Regions from separate parts of the Mus musculus genome. Here region 2 is linked to region 1. The links are chromatin loops, found by intact Hi-C in ENCODE. Cell type or tissue: heart. All regions are shown on one strand. Each heading gives the region's core, and the rest is flanking DNA. Links, peaks and the distances in the headings are about the cores only.

What was found. Hi-C counts contacts between places; a loop is a spot of excess contacts. Peaks named below come from ENCODE experiments on the same cell type or tissue, not always from the same donor. Only the 100,000 strongest peaks of a DNase experiment are listed, where the experiment ranks them.
Region 2: it touches region 1 in a loop (6-fold over the local background); 14 of 42 quality-filtered maps call a loop at or near these places.

What each region holds. Positions count from the first base shown.
Region 1 is chr3:87,750,417-87,760,283 of GRCm38, forward strand. It overlaps Pear1 (platelet endothelial aggregation receptor 1), which reads right to left. Exons shown (of 25, transcript NM_152799.2): 4 at 9,808-9,867; 5 at 9,061-9,165; 6 at 8,678-8,778; 7 at 7,909-8,001; 8 at 7,511-7,754; 9 at 6,728-6,848; 10 at 6,433-6,569; 11 at 6,136-6,348; 12 at 5,690-5,864; 13 at 5,489-5,609; 14 at 4,082-4,245; 15 at 3,877-3,979; 16 at 3,648-3,794; 17 at 3,350-3,478; 7 more. Among named protein-coding and RNA genes, the nearest start is that of Lrrc71, 6.7 kb to the left of the region's middle. In heart, for the core only: no CTCF peak of the experiment used is centred there; DNase peaks (open chromatin) are centred at 3,615, 5,815, 6,485, 8,732 and 1 weaker place; H3K4me3 peaks cover 626 bases; H3K27ac peaks cover 570 bases; H3K27me3 peaks cover 3,911 bases.
Region 2 is chr3:87,812,604-87,822,470 of GRCm38, forward strand. Insrr (insulin receptor-related receptor) reads left to right here. Exons shown (of 22, transcript NM_011832.2): 17 at 350-579; 18 at 960-1,070; 19 at 1,178-1,337; 20 at 1,583-1,712; 21 at 1,845-1,979; 22 at 2,532-3,498. The coding sequence ends at 2,772. It overlaps Gm40086 (a long non-coding RNA gene), which reads left to right and starts at 7,939. Exons shown (of 3, transcript XR_867413.2): 1 at 7,939-8,335; 2 at 9,765-9,867. In heart, for the core only: a CTCF peak has its summit at 4,278; a DNase peak (open chromatin) is centred at 4,228; H3K4me3 peaks cover 248 bases; H3K27me3 peaks cover 6,858 bases.

The DNA of each region.
Region 1 (9,867 bases), core at 1,205-9,204:
GTCAAACACCAGGATGTATGACTAGGCAAGGCCCTCTGCTCAACTACCCAACCTGTCCACCTCAAACAATATGAAGACACTGTCTCCCAACTTGTGTGTGTGTGTGTGTCTGTCTGTCTGTCTCTCTCTCTCTCTTTCTCTCTCTCTCTGTCTCTGTGTGTGTATCTCTCTGTGTCTGTCTCTCTCTGTGTCTGTATGTCTGTCTCTGTCTTTCTCTCTGTCTCTCTGTGTGTGTCTGTCTGTGTGTGTGTGTCTGTCTCTCTCTGTGTCTGTATGTCTGTCTCTGTCTCTGTGTGTGTGTGTCTGTCTCTCTCTGTCTCTGTCTTTCTCTCTGTCTCTGTGTGTGTGTGTGTGTGTGTCTGTCTCTCTCTGTGTCTGTATGTCTGTCTCTGTCTCTGTGTGTGTGTCTGTCTGTCTCTCTCTGTATCTGTCTGTCTGTCTCTGTGTCTGTCTGTCTGTCTGTCTCTCTCTCTCTGGTACTATTCAAGCACCATCTCAAACACTCAACCTTCAGAGGAGGAACAGGCTCGGAGGACGAGGGCAGTTCTCCCAATATCACACCTGCTTTGAGACCACACCACCCAAAGGCCATGGCCCTGCCCTATCATGCCACTGTCTGCTTCTCTCCCCTCCCCTCCCGTGAGCCAGTACCCTGTCACCCCCCTCCCCCCAGGGGGGACATAGAAGACTCACTATGGCTCAAGGGGCTGGGCTGCTCATAGGTGCCACTGTCCCTCTGTGGCTGCAGTTGCCGCTGCTGCCTGTCCCGGAGATGAAGAGACTGCCTGGGAGGGGACACTGATGGAGGTCCTTTCATCTCCACATAGCCGCTTTCTCGGGGTTCCCCAGGCAGGCTGGGCAGGTCTCGGATGGTAGCATAGGGGTTCTCACTGCTCAGGGACATAACGCTTGCCCCTAGTCCCTCTTCAGAGATGGGACCTAAGAGATCAAGGAAGAAAATCAGGCTCCTTGGAGGCCCTGGAGGCCCTGGCTTCCTTCCCCTCCACGTCTCTGCACTCATACCTTTATGACAGAATGGTCCCGGGCCATTCCTGTGGCTATAGCTACAGCTATAGCTTCGGTCCAGGTGGCTGGCGCCTGGGGGAAGGTGAGTAGAAATCAGACCTGTGGCCTTCCCAAGCCTCCTCTGGAAGCAGGCTCTTCCCCCACCCTGACCCCACCAAGCCGATCCAGCAGGTGACACCGCTCTGCCTCGGCCCTCCAAGCACCTACCTCTTTCATGGGGCTCCCGGCGGTGCTTCCAGTCAGCGGGCAGTGTGACATGGTTCTCACGCCCGTGGGCTCTGCTTGGCCGCTCAGGGGCCTGGGAGCTGACAAAGAGCTGACTGCCTGGGACCTGTGGGGAGCACAAGCACGGGTGAGGCTTTCCTGAGAGAGCCATCTCATCCACAGAGCACACCCCCTCAGTGCACTGACCTTGTTAGGGGGTGGGGGGTTAGGAGAACACTGAGACAGTGTGTGGTAGCTGGGGTTGGAGTAGTAGTGACTATAGCTCGGAGAGACATCTGCAGGACAAACACGGGTGCCAGGTAGACAGGAGGAGGCCAGGGCAACAGCAGTTTGCCCCTCCTTGATGCCCTCCACTCTTCCACCCCACATCCCATGGTGGGGAGCATATTCAGCAGTCCCCTACTGCCCAGCCATCACTTAAAGTCCCACAGCAGCTCACCTGGCATGACGTAATCAGAGCCATCCAGCCGCCCAGTGCTGTAAGCCACTGCCAAGTGCTCATGTTCCTTGCCCTTTTGCCACTGGCGGTAGCCAATGAACAGTGCTATCAGGGCCACCACGAGGGTTCCCAGTACTGCAATGCCAATCACTGCACCCAGTGAGTTATGGGTCACGGGAGAGGTGGGCATTATGGTGAAGGACTCCTGGCTTCCTGTGAGATGGGGAGTGGGCACTGAGACAGGCACCTTTGTTCGTTCTGCCAGTGAACTTGAGTGCATTGTAAGGAAGACAGAGAAGGTAATGAGGGCACCCTGGGTTCCAGAGCCTAGAGGAAAACGAGGGTCAAAGGGGCGAAGGACTCACCCATTTTGCAGTCTGCACCACTGTGTCCTGGGGGACAGACACAAGCCCCAGTCTCTGGGTGGCACATCTCTCCGAGATCACACTGACATAGCTGGGAGCAGTTGACACCAAACATTCTTGGTGGGCAGCCTAAAGACAGCCAAGAAGGCAAGTAGGGGTCATGGAGCCAGCAAACTGTAGCATCCTCTCAGATAAGGGCTGTGGTGGATACCAGAGAGTCTGTGTTCCATTGGTACCTTCCAAGCAGTTGGGTCCAGTCCAGCCTGGCGTGCAGATACAGCTCCCATCCTGGGGGTGGCAGGTCCCACCATGATGACACTGGCAGAGTTGGGAGCATTTGAGTCCCCAGTGGCCTGGGGGACATGCTACAGGAGACAAGGGGCTGTCAGGCAAGACCTGGCCATTCCCTCAGTATCTCTGAAGTTTTCAGCCTGGCCACCTCTTAGGGAGACGAAGGCTCCGAGGGGCATTTCCATGGTCATGGCTCTAATGTCCATCTCCAGCTAGCTGACCCACTACCCACCTGACATCTGCACTTGACTCTGAGGAGATAATGTACCCAGTGCTAGGGAACTGGAGCTTCCCAACTGCCCCTGGAGGGCTTAGTGCTGGGCTTGTTTTTTTTGTTTGTTTGTTTGTTTGTTTGTTTGTTTTTTTCTGTTTTCAAACCTCTGCCTCTTGCCTGGGTGCTGGGATTACAGACGTGTTTAACACACCCGGCCTATTGTATTATCTCTGTGTGTGATCTTAGCAAATAACCCAACAGTAAATGCTACTGAGTTCTATGGAAAAAAAAAAAAAAAAAAAACCCTTCAGCAAGATCCCTTCCTTTATGCCTTGCCTCCTGGCAGTGCAGTTAGCTCTCTCTGGACAGCAGCATCCCACTCCCTTCAAAGCATGCTTCATCTGCTACCTAAGGCCAGTCACTTTGCTATCATAGAGTTATGTGGAAGAAGACACATAATAATACGAGAAAGCTAGAAAGCAGCCACGCTGGGAGGAAAAGGACCCATGTTCCAGGCCACAGCCCCACACCCATGCTGGCAAACAGACTGGCCTCAGCAGGTTATGGAGAGGAATGGACATGTGGGTAGGAGGAAGACATACTGGGGGCAGGAGGGGAAGTGGGATTGGATCAAGACACATAGTATATACCCAGCCTGCAGGTGATGGAAGGGTCCCCCCATGTTACAGATAACTGAGGGAGGGACGCTCTCTGCCCAGGGCCAGGAGAGGAGCCGGAGTGCAGCGACCCAAGCAGTGGGCACACTGCCCCACACAAGCTGCTACGCACCCTCGGAGCAGTCAGGGCCTGTCCAGCCCGCCAGGCAGGAGCAGGTCCCGTCCGATGGGTGGCAGGAAGAATGGTTGTTGTTACACTTGCATTGCACACAGCGTTTGCCATAGCGACCAGGCGGGCAGGCTGAGGAAAGGGACGCATGGTGATCAGGGGGCCATTGACCAGGGCTGACCTGCCCCTTCCCACTGGAATAACCACCCTGGAGATGGGAGTCGGGGGCCAAACCCATGGGGAGGGGGGGCTCCCAAATCTGAACCGCTAACAGGAGGGGCTGGGGTCTAGCGAGCCTCACGCCTCTGGCAGGAGGGGCCTCGGAACCCTGGTGCGCACACGCAGTTGCCATTCTCAGACACACAGGTACCACCATTCTTGCAGGTACAGGTGTTACTGCAGTTGGCTCCCCAAAAGCCCTCCGGGCAAGGCAGGTGGCAGCGTGTGCCTGTAGAGGACAACCAAGGGTCATCTCCTGTGGCGTGCAAGTCCACAGCAGACCTGGGGCCTAGACAGCCTGGAATACTCACCCATCCAACCAGCCTGACATCGGCACTGTCCATGAACAGGGTCACAGCCATCAGAGTGGTCACAGTCACAGACACTGGCACAGCCTTCACCAAACTGTCCCTTCTTGGAGAATGAAAGGAGGGGAGAGCAGGCTAGTCAGATTGTGGGTGTTGTGTTTGCCTTTCCCTCACCACCACCTCCCAGGCAGCCGGGCTGTGCACTTACCGGGCAGGGAAGCTGGCAGTGAGCACCATGCCACCCAGGGGTGCAAGTACAGGCTCCAGTTTGGGGGCTGCAGACTCCGTCGTGGGCACACTGGCAACTGGCATTGCAATTGAAGCCCCAGGTGCCAAGGGGACAGGGAACAGAGCAGTTACCACGCTGCCAACCTGAGGAGGGTAAGCAGGTACACTCTGTGAGCTGGGCATGAGCAAAGCTCACAAACTCTTGATGCTAAACACACTCAGCAGCTGAATTCAAAGATTCTCACTGATGCGATCGATGTTCAATCGCCTCAGCCTCCTATGGCTTCTACCCCACCTGGCCGCCTCTGCCAGCCCACCTGAGTATCCTGTGTCCTCCATCCTACCTGGGCCTTCTGTTTCTTCCACTTCACCTGTACCTCCAGTCTCTTCTTCCCTATCTGAGCTTCCATAATCTCTTTGACCCCACCTGACTCTCCAGTGTCTTCTAACCCATTTGACCCTCCTGTCTCTTCTACCCTACCTGAGCTGCCTCTGTTCCCTCCATCCCACCTGGGCCTCCTCTGTCTCTCCTACAAAATGGAGGAGTCTGGCAACAAAGTCAAGCCCATAGTGGTGGCCCCACCAGATCATCTGTGGGATAATGGGAAGAAACAGGGGCTGAAAACTTGAGGCTTGGTTGAGTCTGATATCACTGGATCGGAAGTCAGCTTAAGGGCTGCCAACATGTCACAGGGATAGACCTCCCTGGCACTGGCATGGTATGTTTCCACAGAACTGAGGGTGAGAGATGATCACCACAGAGACTTCTAGTCTGCACTATTTAGGGACAAGTATGACATTTGTAGTTAAAGGAAGATGTTCTGGGGGCTGGAGCAATGACTCAAGGGTTACGAGCACTGACTGCTCTTCCAGAGGTCCTGAGTACAATTCCCAGCAACCACATGGTGGCTCACAACCATCTGTAATGAGATCTGATGCCTTCTTTTGGTGTGTCTAAAGATGGCTGCAGTGTTCTTGTATACATAAAATAATTCTGGAGAGAGAGAGAGAGGGAGAGAGAGAGAGAGAGAGGTATTCTGTATGATCCCAGCACCCCAGAGGTTATGGAAGCTCAGAAACATAGTAGGTTCTCAGACTTTGAGTCTATCCTGAGCTATATAGCAGCATTCTGTCTCAATACAAACAAAACAAAACAAAACAAAACAAAACAAAACAAAACAAAACACCAGGGAGAAGTGGGGTTGGAGAAGCCAGGACAGGGACCAATGAAAGAGGACAAGAAAAGAGTACTCTAGCAGAAACTAGCCTGGATCCATTCCCACAGGGCCCTCTAATAAGCTCAGCCCTGGGGGTGCTCTCCTCGCACCCAACCCTCCCCCACCCCTGCCCTCGACTGCACCGGGTCTGCTCCTCCCTAATCCTTTACCTTCCTTGCAGATGCACGTGCCGTCGATGGGAGAGCAGGCAATGGCATTTTCACAGGAGCAGCGGGAGGAACAGTTGATCCCGTAAGTGTCCGGTGGACATAGGTTAGCGCAGTGAGGTCCCTGAACGCAGAAGGCACAGAGTGAGGGGAGGCTCGGAGCTTCCTACCCAACTCTTCTCCCGCTGTGGGGCTCAGCCTCACCGTGTATCCCGGCGCGCACCGGCAGAGGCCGCTGTCGGCAAGGCAGAGCCCTCCGTGCAGACAGAGGCAGTGCTCCTGGCAGCCCGGGCCATGCGTGTCCTGAGGGCAGCTCTCGTTGCAGTGGAGGCCCGCCCAACCTGGCTGGCAGGAGCACTCGCCGTGCATCGGGTGGCAGCTGTGGGCATAGAAGGGGACATGGGGGTCTAAGCCAGACTAAAAACCAAACAAAACCTCTCCGCAGAGCCCGAGTATAAACCAGGGGTTCGGGGTTCCTCCAGAGAGCCAGGTTGGGCAAAGGAGGGCTGCCCACGACACTCCTGCCCCTTCACCAGATCCCTCCTCAATCCTTCTGTGACATCGATGCCCCTCTTAGATATACCCTAATGTTTTTCTCGGGACTCCAGACCAAAAACCGGTCTCCTGTGACCGTGTTTCCCACAGCCCACCTGAGACTGTGTTCTGGGTCGCAGGTGCAGGGCTCCTGGCAGCTCAGACCATAGCGGCCATCCGGACAGAGGCGCTCAGTGCAGCGGTCGCCTGTGAAGCCATGTTCACACAGACACGCGCCATTAGCAGGAAAGCAACGGGCGCCAGGAGCACAGTCACAGGTCTCAGCACAGTCTTGACCGAAGCGGCCCACGGGGCACTCTTCTTGGCACCTGGGTCCCGGGTTATGTACAGCTGTATAAACTGGGCTCCACCACCTCCTGCCCCACTCCAATTTCCTAGGGCGTCACACTCACCGATCCCCGATATAGCCAGGAGCACAGTGGCACTGCCCAGTAAACCTGTCACAGAGGCCACCGTTGTGGCAGCGACATTCCTGAGTACAGTTGGGTCCATGGAAACCCTCTGGGCATGGCAGGGAACAAATGACACCCTGGGGGTAGGGGGTGAAAGTCACTTAATTCCCTTCTCATGACCACAGACGCTCAGACCTCTCCAGGTTCCTAAGTGTCCATCATTCCTGTGGAGAACCACCCTCAGAATTCTCCTGGGAATCCCAGCCCTATGCACGCAGCCTCCTGCCCTTCATACCATCCAGCCCGGTGGGCAGCTGCAGGAGCCTTGGGAGCCCTGAGGAACACCTCCATTTTGGCAAGGATAGGTTCTGGGGCAGAAGAAGCCATCAGTGCCCTGTGAACAGGGCACATTACAGCTGTGGAATAGGGGGTGAGGTCAGAGGGTCATGAGGAAGAAACTTCAGGGGCCCTCTTTGCTCCCCAAGGCTGCCCTCTGCACAGAAGGGGCTCTCTCTCACTCTCTCTCTCTCTCTCTCTCTCTCTCTCTCTCTCTCTCTCTCAGGCAAGTAGCTGGCAAGGACACCCCAGCATCAGCAGGTGGGGAGAGCAAGAGTGTGTTGCAGGTCTGTTCCTCCAGCATGCAGGGCCCTGTGCATCTCCTCCCCTGCTCAGGTGGTCCCCTCTTGATAACCTTCTCCTAGTCAGCTCTTGCATCCTGGAGAACTCAACACCCCAGGCCCCTCTGCACGTGGCCCTGGATTCTGCCTAGGTCTACATCTCAGTCTCACTTAATGACACTCCTTTCTCTCTCTCTCTCTCTCTCTCTCTCTCTCTCTCTCTCTCTCTCTCTCTCTCTCTCTCTCTCTCTTGCACACGTGCACACACACATGCGCGTGCACACATGTGCTTACTTTCTAATGCTATGACAGTGGCAGCTGGCCTAGGGAATCCTTCAAAAGGAATTGGTGGCTGCTCAAAGCTGCTTGGCTGGTACCCAGCAGAGCTGAACTAAGATCTCAGTCTCTCCACGCCATCATGTCCTCATTTATGGTCATATGTTTATGGCCTCATAACACACCTGGGTCCTGCTCTCCCTGGAGGGCAGAAACAGGCTCCATCCTGGGGGTCACAGGATGCCCCATAGCACTGGCAATCAAACTGGCAGGCAGGACCATAGTGGCCGGCAGGGCAGGGCTGAAGGCAGTTGGGGGGCTGCAGGCCAGAGGGGCAAAAGCACGTCCCACTCTTGGGATCACAGGAACTGTTGTTGCCACAGTGGCAGAACTTGTCACACTGTGGTCCCCACATTCCCGGGGCACACTCTGTGGAAGAGAAAATGGACTTAGCCCCTCCCAGGCTTCCAGGTAGGCCCTGTCTCAGCCCACACACCCACTTCTCCTCTACCACGTCTCCAGAAAAGGCAGCTAGCAGCAGTGGACTACCAGTAAAACCACCCTGGAGTGACTAGCAGCTTACCGCTGGAGCAGTCGCCACCCCGCCAGCCTGGTGCACACTGGCACTGATTCGGAGCCACACAGCGACCATGGACACACTCCTGGGCACAGAGTGCTGGCCAGAGACAAAATGAATGAGAAAATACCTCCACCTACCTTCCCAATTTAATCTGTGAAGCCAGAGCCATTCCCTCCCATACCGGGTCCTGTAGCTCCCCAACATCAGCTCTGTCTGAGATGAAGACTTGGGGAGCAACTCAGGGTTAGACTGGGTAGGACCCCAGGGCTCCAGACTGCCTGAACCCTCTCTGTGAACATTTCTAAACATCTTGTCGGGAAATGGAGGTGGGGGGTGGATTCTCAAATGATAGCAATATGGTCAGAAAGGGGAGGGGCTGAGTGGAGGGGAGTGGCTGAGGGGAGGGGAGGGGTCGAGGGGAGGGGAGGGACCAAGAGGAGGGGAGGGGCCGAGGGAAGGGTTGTGTCAGGCTGGGAAGCTGAGCCTGTGGGCACTGGTGACTAGTCAGAGCCGTGGAATGGAAGGCCAGAGGACAAGCAGGGATACATCTGAAGATAGGCTCACAGTATGCTAGGGAACAAGAGACTGATAGCGAGCCCAGCCTCCATTGCCAGCCCTGTCACCCCAACCCCAGCTACAGTTACTGGCCAAAGGGGAACTGAAGGAGCAGACAGTAGCACCCCACCACGGCACCCCTCACTAGGACAGGGGAAAATTCAGATGGCTGGGCCCCTCCCATTCCATTCCTCCCCCGGCCCAACTCAGGACTCACGGACACAGGCCCCTCTGCTCTCGTAGTAACCCCTACAGCACTGCAGGCGTGGGCGGGAGTCCATCTTCACCACCTGACGGTACACAGTCCGGTAGACAACCCTGCCGCAGCCCAGGGGGTGGCCATCAGTGCTCTCGGCTGAGGCCCTGGCTGCCCTGTACACCCCTCACACCTCAGTGAGGCACAAGAGGAGGTCAGAGGTTAAGTATCCCCCCACCCCCCACATCAGCCACACACGTGTCCAATGAACTAGACACACCTCCACAGGCCACGTGGGTACCCACTGTAGACAGGTGAATGCCTTGAGGTCAGAATGTCCTCTGAGCACCAAAGGTTCTAAGAGGCTGGGGCTTAACCAGCTCCCAGAAGATTGAAGCACTCACGTAGGCTGGGCACAGGTGTGGGGGTCCTCCCAGGGCCTGTGGCAGGACTCAGCTGGGAGCAGGCTGAAGGGGCGCAGGTGGGACTCCTTAGTGGTCGTGGTGAAGCTGTGGGTTGAGAAGAGGTCAGGGGCAAGGCCAGCCTGAAACTGGAGCTGGCACCGCGCAGCAGAACGCCAAGGCCAGGCTTCACCATGGAGAGAATCAGTACTCAATATTTGGGCTTCCTCCTCCTACCCTTCCCTATCTGTCCTGTGTAGAGGCTTCTAGAGCTGGAACGTTCTAGAACTCCTCCTACCAGAGCTATTTTCTCATCCTAGGGGCCAAAGCCTTACACACAGACACACACGGACACACACAGACACACGCACACAGACACAGGCACGCACATGCATGCACACACACACACACACACACACACGGATACGGGGACACACACATGCACACGTATGCACACATGCACACGGGAAGATTGAACTTGTCTGGACCCAGTTGGCATTGAAGACTTTTGGCTTCTCTACCCAGGGCCCTGTTTTCCTGTCCTGTCCCTACCTACCCACAGCCAGCCCCTCTGCTTCATCTACAATGAATGGCTCCCTCCCAGAGGAACCTGGGGACAAAGACAGGACAGAGATGAGACAAGGGCAGAGGTGGGGAAGGTCAAACACCACAGAGAGTGCAAAGAGACCAGAAACAGATTCCCGGGAGGAGCCACCCTGTGGGACGAACATCAAGCTTGGCCCCTCTCACCTTTCCCAAAAGGTACAGACATTGGGATCATTGGAGTTGAGTGTCCCAGTCAGACGCAGG
Region 2 (9,867 bases), core at 890-8,889, 62 kb after region 1:
AAGAACAAGGTACAGCACACACACACACACACACACACACACACACACACACACACACACACACACAGAAGTACTGCCCTAATTTGAAACTAACAGTTCACTGCTTTCTGTACCAAGGAAGTCAGCATAAAACTGGCATAGACGCCTTTGTCCTGCCTTTGTGTGAGCCTGTAGTTACCAAAATCTTAAAGGATGTAGGATCTTTAGAAAAATAGTCCATTTTTCACATTAAAGTTGGATAGTGGCTTTAAGAAAGAGGAAAAAAAGTCCAGAGGCAGATGAAGGCCTGTGGAGAGATGCACCCCTGCCTCCCTACACACACCCCTTCTCAGACACACACCCTTCTCAGTGTATGTCCCCGACGAGTGGGAGGTGCCTCGGGAGCAGATAGCCATCATCCGGGAGCTGGGCCAAGGCTCTTTTGGGATGGTCTATGAGGGACTGGCCCGAGGACTTGAGGCTGGAGAGGAGTCCACGCCTGTAGCCCTGAAGACAGTTAATGAGCTGGCCAGCGCTCGGGAACGCGTTGAATTCCTCAAGGAAGCATCTGTCATGAAGGCATTCAAGTGTCACCATGTGGTAAGAGGGAAATGGTCTGAAATGAGGTCAGGGAATTATCCAGGTCAGGGTTGGGACTGTGGTTAAAATCCTGATAGGAACAGAGTCACATTGAGAGCTGAGATAGTCATGAAAAGGGTACAGCACTGGGTATCCAGAGAGTTATTAGGGTCTTGATTGGAATCAAGGTCAGAGGTGAGCACGTCATGATTATGGTGATAATCAGATATGATCAGAGTTAAGAGTCAAGGTCAGGGGATTTTAGGTCAGGATTAGGATGACACTGGAGTGTGGGTCAGGGTGGGCATCTGAGTCGGGTTATAATTACAGCAGACTGAGGTGTTGTTCCCCATGAATCACAGAGACAGGAGGGACTACCACAGAGATCTTTGTCGTCCCAGGTTCGTCTCCTGGGTGTGGTGTCTCAGGGCCAGCCAACTCTGGTCATCATGGAGTTAATGACCCGTGGGGACCTCAAGAGCCATCTCCGATCTCTGAGACCTGAGGCAGAGGTTGGAATGAGAAAGACCCTGAGCCGTGTGATGGTGGGAGTTGAGAAGAGCTGGGTACAATGTGGGTGTGGGGAAGTCCTTCACCAGCCCCCCTCTCCCACCTGTAGAACAACCCCGGCCTCCCGCAGCCTGCACTCAGTGACATGATTCAGATGGCAGGGGAAATTGCAGATGGCATGGCCTACCTTGCTGCCAAGAAGTTTGTGCACCGGGACCTGGCGGCCCGCAACTGCATGGTGTCCCAGGATTTCACAGTCAAAATTGGTGGTACAGTAGATACCAGGTGGATGAGGGAAGTCTAAAGGTAGAGAGCCTCCCTAAGCCATAGGAGACCAGGCCTGGCTCACAGGCGCGTCAGGCAAGTCCCCAAGTCCTGAATCTCTGAGAAGGGATGGCCTCCAAGATCCTTTGAGCTCACACATTCCACAATGTTTAGAGAGAATGTAGAGAGGTTTGGGGACTGTCTTCCAGGGAAACTAACTTATGACTTCCCTGAAACTCTTACTTTCCAGACTTTGGAATGACTCGGGATGTGTATGAGACAGACTATTACCGCAAGGGTGGAAAAGGGTTACTGCCAGTGCGCTGGATGGCCCCCGAGTCCCTCAAAGATGGAATCTTCACCACTCACTCAGATGTCTGGTAGGGCCTGGTGGGAGCAGAGGGTTGCAGGGATGTGCAGCGGCATCTGGAAAGGGCCTGGAACACTGCCTCACCAGGGATGCTAAGCAGCCTGAAGAGTGCTGGACTCAGGCCGTCCTTCTTGTGCTCCAGGTCCTTCGGTGTGGTGCTCTGGGAGATTGTGACCCTGGCCGAACAACCATACCAGGGTCTATCAAATGAGCAGGTGCTGAAATTTGTCATGGATGGTGGAGTTCTAGAGGAGCTGGAGAACTGTCCGATTCAGCTGTGAGTCATCCCATTGTCTGTCCTTCCCTCCCTCCTTCATCCCTGCACTGTGCTCACTACCCTCCTCCTTCATCCCTGCACTGTGCTCACTACTCTCCTCCTTCATCCCTGCACTGTGCTCACTACCCTCCTCCTTCATCCCTGCACTGTGCTCACTTCCCTCCTCCTTCATCCCTGCACTGTGCTCACTACCCTTGGCTCTGACCTTCTTCCTCCAAAGCGTCTACATCACTGACTCCCAATTCTTTGTCTATTTGGTTTTGGGGTTTAGGGGGTTCAAGACAGGGTTTCTCTGTGCAGTCCTAGAGGTTCTGGAACTCTACAGACCAGGCTGGCCCCAAACTCACAGAGATCCACCTGCCTCTGCCTCCCATGTCCTGGGACGAGTCCTGGGGTTAAAGGCGTGTGCCACCATAGCCAAGCTGCTCCCAGTTCCTAACTTACCTACTTTCCTCACTTTCCCCCTCTGACCCCTTCCTTCCACCAAGGATCCTGTAGTGTGGGAGGCAGGGGTCTGTCTGGCATCCCTTTAACCCCACCTCACCCCACCAGACAAGAGCTGATGAGACTCTGCTGGCAGCATAGTCCACGCCTGCGCCCGACTTTCGTCCACATCCTGGATCGCATACAGGATGAGCTTCGGCCCTCTTTCCGGCTCTGCTCCTTCTACTACAGCCCAGAGTGCCAGCGGGGTCAGGCCTCCTTGCTGCCTACTGAGGCAGAACCTGATTCCCCACCAACCTTAAATGGAGCTTCAGACTATAGTGCCCCAAATGGGGGCCCAGGACACTGACGAGTCAACCTTTTCCCACCTGACTGGCCTCCCACGGGCAGAGAAGGCAGAACCCAACCTTTATGGCCAGCTGTTCCCCTCTCACCTCGAGTCCCCCTCAGACGAGTCAAGAATTAGCTCAGCACTCACAGAGATCAGGTGCCAGAAAGGGAGGCATCTGAACTCACAAATGCACAGACTCACAGAGACAGCGTGTGGGAGATCATGAGAGGCTGCAGCAGGAGGGACTCTCAGGCCATAGGGCAGAAGTGCTCTGCCCTCAGAGAGAAACACTGGTCAGACTGAGAAAGCTAGCTCATGGGAGGCAGGGTCCAGAGACACACGCCTCCAACTTCAGGTGGTTAACAGCTTGAAAGCAAATGAGTGGCCAGAGACAGGCCTGGGAGGTCTCTCCACTCATGTTGGGGCCTGGGGACAAGGATTCCTTCTTTCCCTGTGGTTGGCTCCTCCCCCTCTGTCCCACATACCAGGACAAAGCAGGAACCCTAGGACCCTCACTCCTCTCCCCCTGCTCTACCCAGGGACCCCAAGCTTGGTGCTCCTCCTTCTTTTGCCTTAAGAGCATCCCTCAATGTGCAGTCTCCCCATTTCCAGCTGTCCCCTGGATTATTAGCCCTGGATGCTAGGGCTTTGAGAGCCTTGTCTCCCTCTCTCCCATCTCCCATGCAGCCTCTCTGGGGAAGACTGGAGAAGACTCAATAAATACGGAGGTCTGTTTGTATCTGGTCCCAGGCCGCCCATTATCTCTCCATCTACAGTGTTGACACAGGATAGACTTCCTCTCTCTTTCCAAAGGCAGCCATACATGAAAAAAAAACTGCTATGAAATATTGCCTCCATAAGGACCCCAGCAGCCAGAATTACCACAACAGTGACACAGAGCAATCTCGTCATTATGACACCCATGGCCGGAAGTGGCTGAGGCCCCCAGGGGACCTCTGTATCTGGCCTCTCAACAGAACCAGCCCGTCCTCCATCCCTCTTCTGCATTTTGTCCATTGCTGAAGCTGGACAGGCATCACAGGACAGACTTCAAGTGGCCAGAGCATAGAGTGCAGAAGGGACCCTATTCCTACTAGTGCCCTAGCGGAGGCAGGGATGCATGCCAGAGGAGGATCTGTGTCAGGGTCCGTGTGGTTATTCTGGGAGGCCGGGATCTCCACTTCAGTCTCATATGCTTTTGAAGGACTCTGCCATTGCACAGGGAGGCAGTCCAGGCTTTCATGTCAACACCAGGGCCTCAAAGCTTTCTAGCACCCTGCACCCAGGCTGATGTGGCTGCACCATCATCCACCGAGCAGGCTTGCACATTGCACAGTCCTGCGGCAGCTGGGGAAGCCACAGAAACATCAGGACAGGACCTGATTTGGGGCAGGCATTGAGCTGTGTGAAGCCATGTTTGGTTCCATAGCGATCCTGTTTCTCTGACTCTAGGTCGGCAGCAGGGCGCTGTCGCCCAAGCCTTGCCTGTCATTGTGACTAATGCAATCCTGACCCCTAATGGTTGCTACCAGAACTGCAACTAAGGGAAAGTCTGGGTTTGATGAGGTCGGGTCCAAGTTCGTAGCCTGGATCTGGAACCTGCTCTCTCACACAACACATAGATACCACTTCGTCGCTGTATTAGAATTAGCCCCTCCCACCCAACTCCCAACCTCCGTGCTGGACAGCACGTGCTCAGGATGCCATGGCAACTTGGAAGTGGGGGAGCTACAGGAAGGGTTTGAGAGCCGAAAAACGGATGCTTATCTGCAATTTGGGGCTCCACCTCAGAGTTCTGTTGCCATCCGTGTCCTGAAAAGCGGTGGATTTAACAAGCTAGGAAGAAAACTGATGATTGGATTCCATTGGGGATTTTCCAATTACGCAGGAGGGTTTGTGGACAGAAAAATGTCTTTTTCCCCCCTCAGAGACAAAAGGGTTGGCTTTGGAGGGAAAGATAAACATCTACTGGAGAAAGAGAAGTAAACGGGTCTAAAGAGAGTAAAAATGCGACTCCTTGGACCTCTGTACTAGCTTCCAATTTCAGAGAACTCGCAAAGAAGTGTCCAGCCACTGGCCAGCCAAAAGGTAGCAGAGCTGGAGGAGATGGCAGACCATATAGCACGACAGCATGCTTAGCTGTCCCCTCTAGATCATCTCCGGTGCCTTGTCACGGGTCCCCAACCTGGCCACAAGTGTGCTGGCCATGTGTCTTTGTAGGGATAGAGAAAGTAGACTATAGACCTCCGGGGATTGAACCCAGGGACCTAAAGAAACAAGAGAGGTGCTTGAGTGGCCTTTGGAGTAGTGGACCTCGGGCAGGAGGAGAAACAAGACGAGCCCTGATACAGGCAAGATGGCATGTCCCTGGGGACCCCAGAGTGTTTAAGGAAGCAAGCTAGAAGATTATTAGGATACTTCTCAGTGTGGGTCTGCCCTTCGGTGCTGCCCATTGGCAAGAACACAAGACTTTCGGTTTACTCATTCCCAGAAACAAAGGGTTCCTTCCTCCGAGAGCCAGGGCCTATCCAGGCCTGTCCTCTTAGGGTGTGGTAGTTCTGTGTCCTCAAGCAAAACTAGAGCAGAGGGAGGTCAGGTAGAGCTGAAGGCAGAAAGAGGAGGGATGCTTGAGACTCAGAAGACTAAGGTGAAACCAAGGAGAAACCAAGGAGCTTGGGGCTGGAGAGATGGCTCCCCAGGGAAGAGCACCTGTTTCTCTTCCAGAGGACCCAGGTTCAATTCCCAGCACTCCTGTCAGGCAGCTCATAACCACCGGTAACTCTAGTGCCAGGGGATCCAACATCCTCTTCCTGCTTCTGCAGGTACCTGTGCCTGCGTAAACACACACATACAGAATAAATATTTTTTTTTTCAAATCCAGAAGCTATGAAGGTCCAGAAAGGAATGAGACAAAAAGCAGAGCTGAGCACACATGGGGTCAGTCAGGACAAGAAGCTGCTGAGCGCAGGAAGTGAGGCTGGTGTAGGCTTCAGCCTCCGAAAGTCAGTGTGAGAGGGCATCAGCCACTCCGGAAGCAGCGGGGCTGAGGCAGCAATGTGGAGATTTTACAGCGTGGAAGGCCAGGCCTGAGATGAGACCATGGTGACACGTGCTTTGTAAGCCCTGGGGCACTACTGTCACCATTCGTTAACTGTGGCGTCGTTTGAAAAGATGCTGCAGAAGTGCATAGAGAGGCATGAGAGACAGCCACGGTGAGCTGCAAAATCAGTTTTCTGCACTTATAGGTGCAAGCGCAGGCAGCACCCGTGAGTGTGAGTGATAGGACTGCCTGACACTGCCTGACGGGACTATCAATGCGCTACCTCCTCCTTCTTCTCGCCCGCATTTTCTCTTTCTTTTTAAAAGAATATCCATCATTTATAGAGTGAAACGCAGAGAGTTTGCTTTTAAATGAACACTCTCCAGAGGATCACATGGCTAACAGTGGGGCTGTTGGACCTGGTCCCCTCTAACCTGCTTTCGGACTGTGGACCACGGGGTCTCTCACACACTTTCCCCAGGGACATTTTCCCTCCTGCGATGTGGGAAAAGTAGATTTTCTTGGATTCAGGAGCGGCAGTGTGACTTTGTAACCTTGTGACATCTTCCAGCTGGGGAGAAAAAGACAGGAGGGGGCACAGCAAAGCAGACACTTGTGAGGCATTCCCAGCAGTGGGCTGATAGCCTCTCTGCTTAAAGCATCTTGTGTGGGGGGGAGGGGTCACACGTAGTCGGGGAGGGTGTCCTCAATGCTGTGGGATCAGCTTCTGTCTATAGTGGTGGCCAGAGTCTAGTCTCCTTTCCCATCCCTTCCCTGGCCTCTGCTCCGCTCTCCTCACATGTATGAATGGACATTACACCCCTTGGAGCTTCATTCCAAATAATTCCCACTGTGATCCGCTCAGAACCACAGCCCTAGCTGCTCTTCTCCACAGTATCTTAGGCTACAGCCAAAGTGTGTTTGTTTACACCTGTTTTCAGAAGGGCCGCATCAATGGTCAGGACTTGCCTGAGATCATGCAGCAGATGATGAAGGCCCAGCCCACCTGAGAGGCAGCAGCAAAACCCTCCAGGCTCTCTCACTCCCTGGCCTTGTCTCTAACATGTCCCTCCCTGGCCTCTAGGCCACAGCATTGAAGCCTCCCTTTTTCCACTCCAGTGGGCCCTTCCAGAGTAATGAGCTACCCTGCTTTGTGCACATGCCACCTTCAACCCAGCTGAGAGCGTCCCGGTCTCCACTTTGCACAGCACCAGCCATCCCCAGGCCCAGCTTGCATCCTATGAGACTTCCTCTAGGCCTGACCCTTCTCTCCCCACTGTTGATCTTCAATATATCTCTGAAACAACTCCAGGGTCGTCCCCACTACTATGTGGTGTCATGTGTCATTGTACAGTGTCTCCATAGGCAAACAGAAGCCATTCCAGGTGTTTCCTCAGACTGCCCTGAATATGAAGGGTTGGCATTACTGCTGTGACAGCTGAAAGCAAAATGCTAAGCAAGAGAAACAGTGGCAGGAGGAAGCTTCTAGCCCAGGCTGGGTCTTGGGAGTAGAGGTGGGACTGTCAGGGAAGGGGAGGGACTGCTCACAAGTGCTGGAGCCAGAAGGAAGCAGCTAGAAGCAAGCCCTCCCCACCCCCCTACAGTCAGCCCCTCATGTTGTTGCCAACATTTTTACAGATGGGAAACTGGACCTTAGGGAAGTGAAGTCAGTTTGCTCAGAGACCCATAGTTGACATGAATAGCTGGCAGAGCTGGGGCTCAAAGTAAAATCTGGCTGGGCATGGTGGCGCATGCCTTTAATCCCAGCACTTGGGAGGCAGAGGCAGGTGGATTTCTGAGTTTGAGGCCAGCCTGGTCTACAGAGTGAGTTCCAGGACAACCAGGGAAACCCTGTCTCGAAAAAGAAAGAAAGAAAGAAAGAAAGAAAGAAAGAAAGAAAGAAAGAAAGAAAGAAAGAAAGAAAGAAAGAGAGAGAGAGAGAGAGAGAGAAGAGAGAGAGAAGAAGAAGAAGAAGAAGAAGAAGAAGAAGAAGAAGAAGAAGAAGAAGAAGAGGAGGAGGAGGAGGAGGAGGAGGAGGAGGAGGAGGAGGAGGAGAAAAGAAGAGAAGAGAAGAGAAGAGAAGAGAAGAGAAGAGAAGAGAAGAGAAGAGAAGAGAAAAGAAAAGAAAAGAAAAGAAAAGAAAAGAAAAGAAAAGAAAAGAAAAGAAAAGAAAAGAAAAGAAAAGGTAGTCTGTTGACACTTATCCCACCCTGTCATCCTGACTATTGGCTGTCGGCAGGAAGCTGTGAGGACAGGTGGCTTGACTTCCACCCCTCTAGTAACTTCGTCCCTGGACAGAGGACCACTCCTTGGATGCTTTGACTTTCACCCATGCTTCTAGCTCAGCTGTCACCCTGAAACATCTGTATTTATTAACCTGTGTACACACCTCTGCCCTCATGTGTCTCCTGCATCTTTTATCACTCTCAACCAGTGCATATAGGTGCATATTCAGTGCTCAATGAATTCATGAGGGGGAAGAAAACTAAACAACGAGCTGAAGCCAATCTGAGCCAAAAGCAGAGTACAGAGCAATGCATGGTAACGTACTATACCATCTACCACATCTTCCCATTGAAAGTCTACTCCACAGCTCACGGAGTGACATCATCCAAGTCATCTTCAGGGCTTTGTGGGGCATTGTGAGGTGTTGCTCAAGCTAGATGTAAAGCTCTCAGCCCCGGGGCTGCAGGAAGGAATCTGCAGTGTGGCTTTTACAGCTTGAAACAAAGTCGACACCAGTGGTTCTCAACCTGTGGGCCGCAACCCCCCTAGGTGATTCCCATATCAGACCTGTTTATCGGATATTTACATTACAATTTATAACTGTAGCAAGATTACAGCTGTGGAGTATCAATGAAATAATTTTATGGTTGGGGTGACCGAAATATAGGAGCAATATTAAGGGGCCACAGCAATCCACTGGTCTACACACTGAGCCAGGCTAGACAAAAAGTAGGAGCCCTGGAATCTCTCATCCTCTGGGCTTTCAAGATCCTTCTTCTTCTATTTACTTATTTATTTTATGTATATGAGTACACCACCGCTCTCTTCAGACACAGCAGAAGAGGGTATCAGACCCCATTACAGATGGTTGTGATCCTCCATGTGGTTGCTGGGAATTGAACCCAGAACCTCTGGAAGAGCAGTCGGTGCTCTTAACCGCCGAGCCATCTCTCCATCCCTATCCCCATCTTTTTAATACTGCCTTCTCTGACCCCGAGATCCTTTGTGGACTTAGCATCATAGAGTCCTTCAGAGTATGTAGAAGTTTTTTAGACTCTTTGAAGAACCTGCAAGGATCTTCTATATGTCTCCACTGGTCCCCATCACCTCCATCTCACACTCAAGTAACAAAGAATCTGTTACTCTCTCCAGACTCAGAATTCTTGGATGTCTTATTGAACCCTTTCCACCTCTCCAGACACTCCTGGCTCTAGCACCATCAGACCTGGCCTTCAGGCAAGGAGCTCCAACTGCTCTAGCCTCTAACAGCAGCACCGTGACCCCCAACCCCCAACCCCTGTTCCTACCTTCCTGTGGCTTTCTGCAATTTTCTCCAACAGCAAATCAGGTCTCTGTAAATTTCCATAAGCAAAATATCTCAGAAGGGAGAAGAAAGAGAAGTGGCTGGAGAGATGGCTCAGCACTTAAGAGCACTGACTGTTCTTCCAGAGGTCCTGAGTTCAATTCCCAGCACCCACATGGCAGCTCACAACTGTCTATAGCTTCACTCTTAGGGGATATGACTCCCTCACACACACATACATGCAGGCAAGACACATACAATACAATTTACATAAAATAAAAATATTTTAAAAAAAATAAAGAAGGGGGAAGGGGAGGAAGGGCCAGCGTGCTCTGGCAATGGATGGAAGAGACCACCTGACTTCTGGCCTTCACTGGGCCCCGTGCCATCACTGAGCCCTGCCATTTCTGCCTGAGGTTCTTCTTTGTTTCATTTTTCCAGACAGGTCTCACTGTGTAACCCTGGCTGACCTGGAACAGATTTTCCTGGACCCTATGTTGATCCTCCTGCATCAGCCTCCCAAGTGCCAGGATGACAAACATGG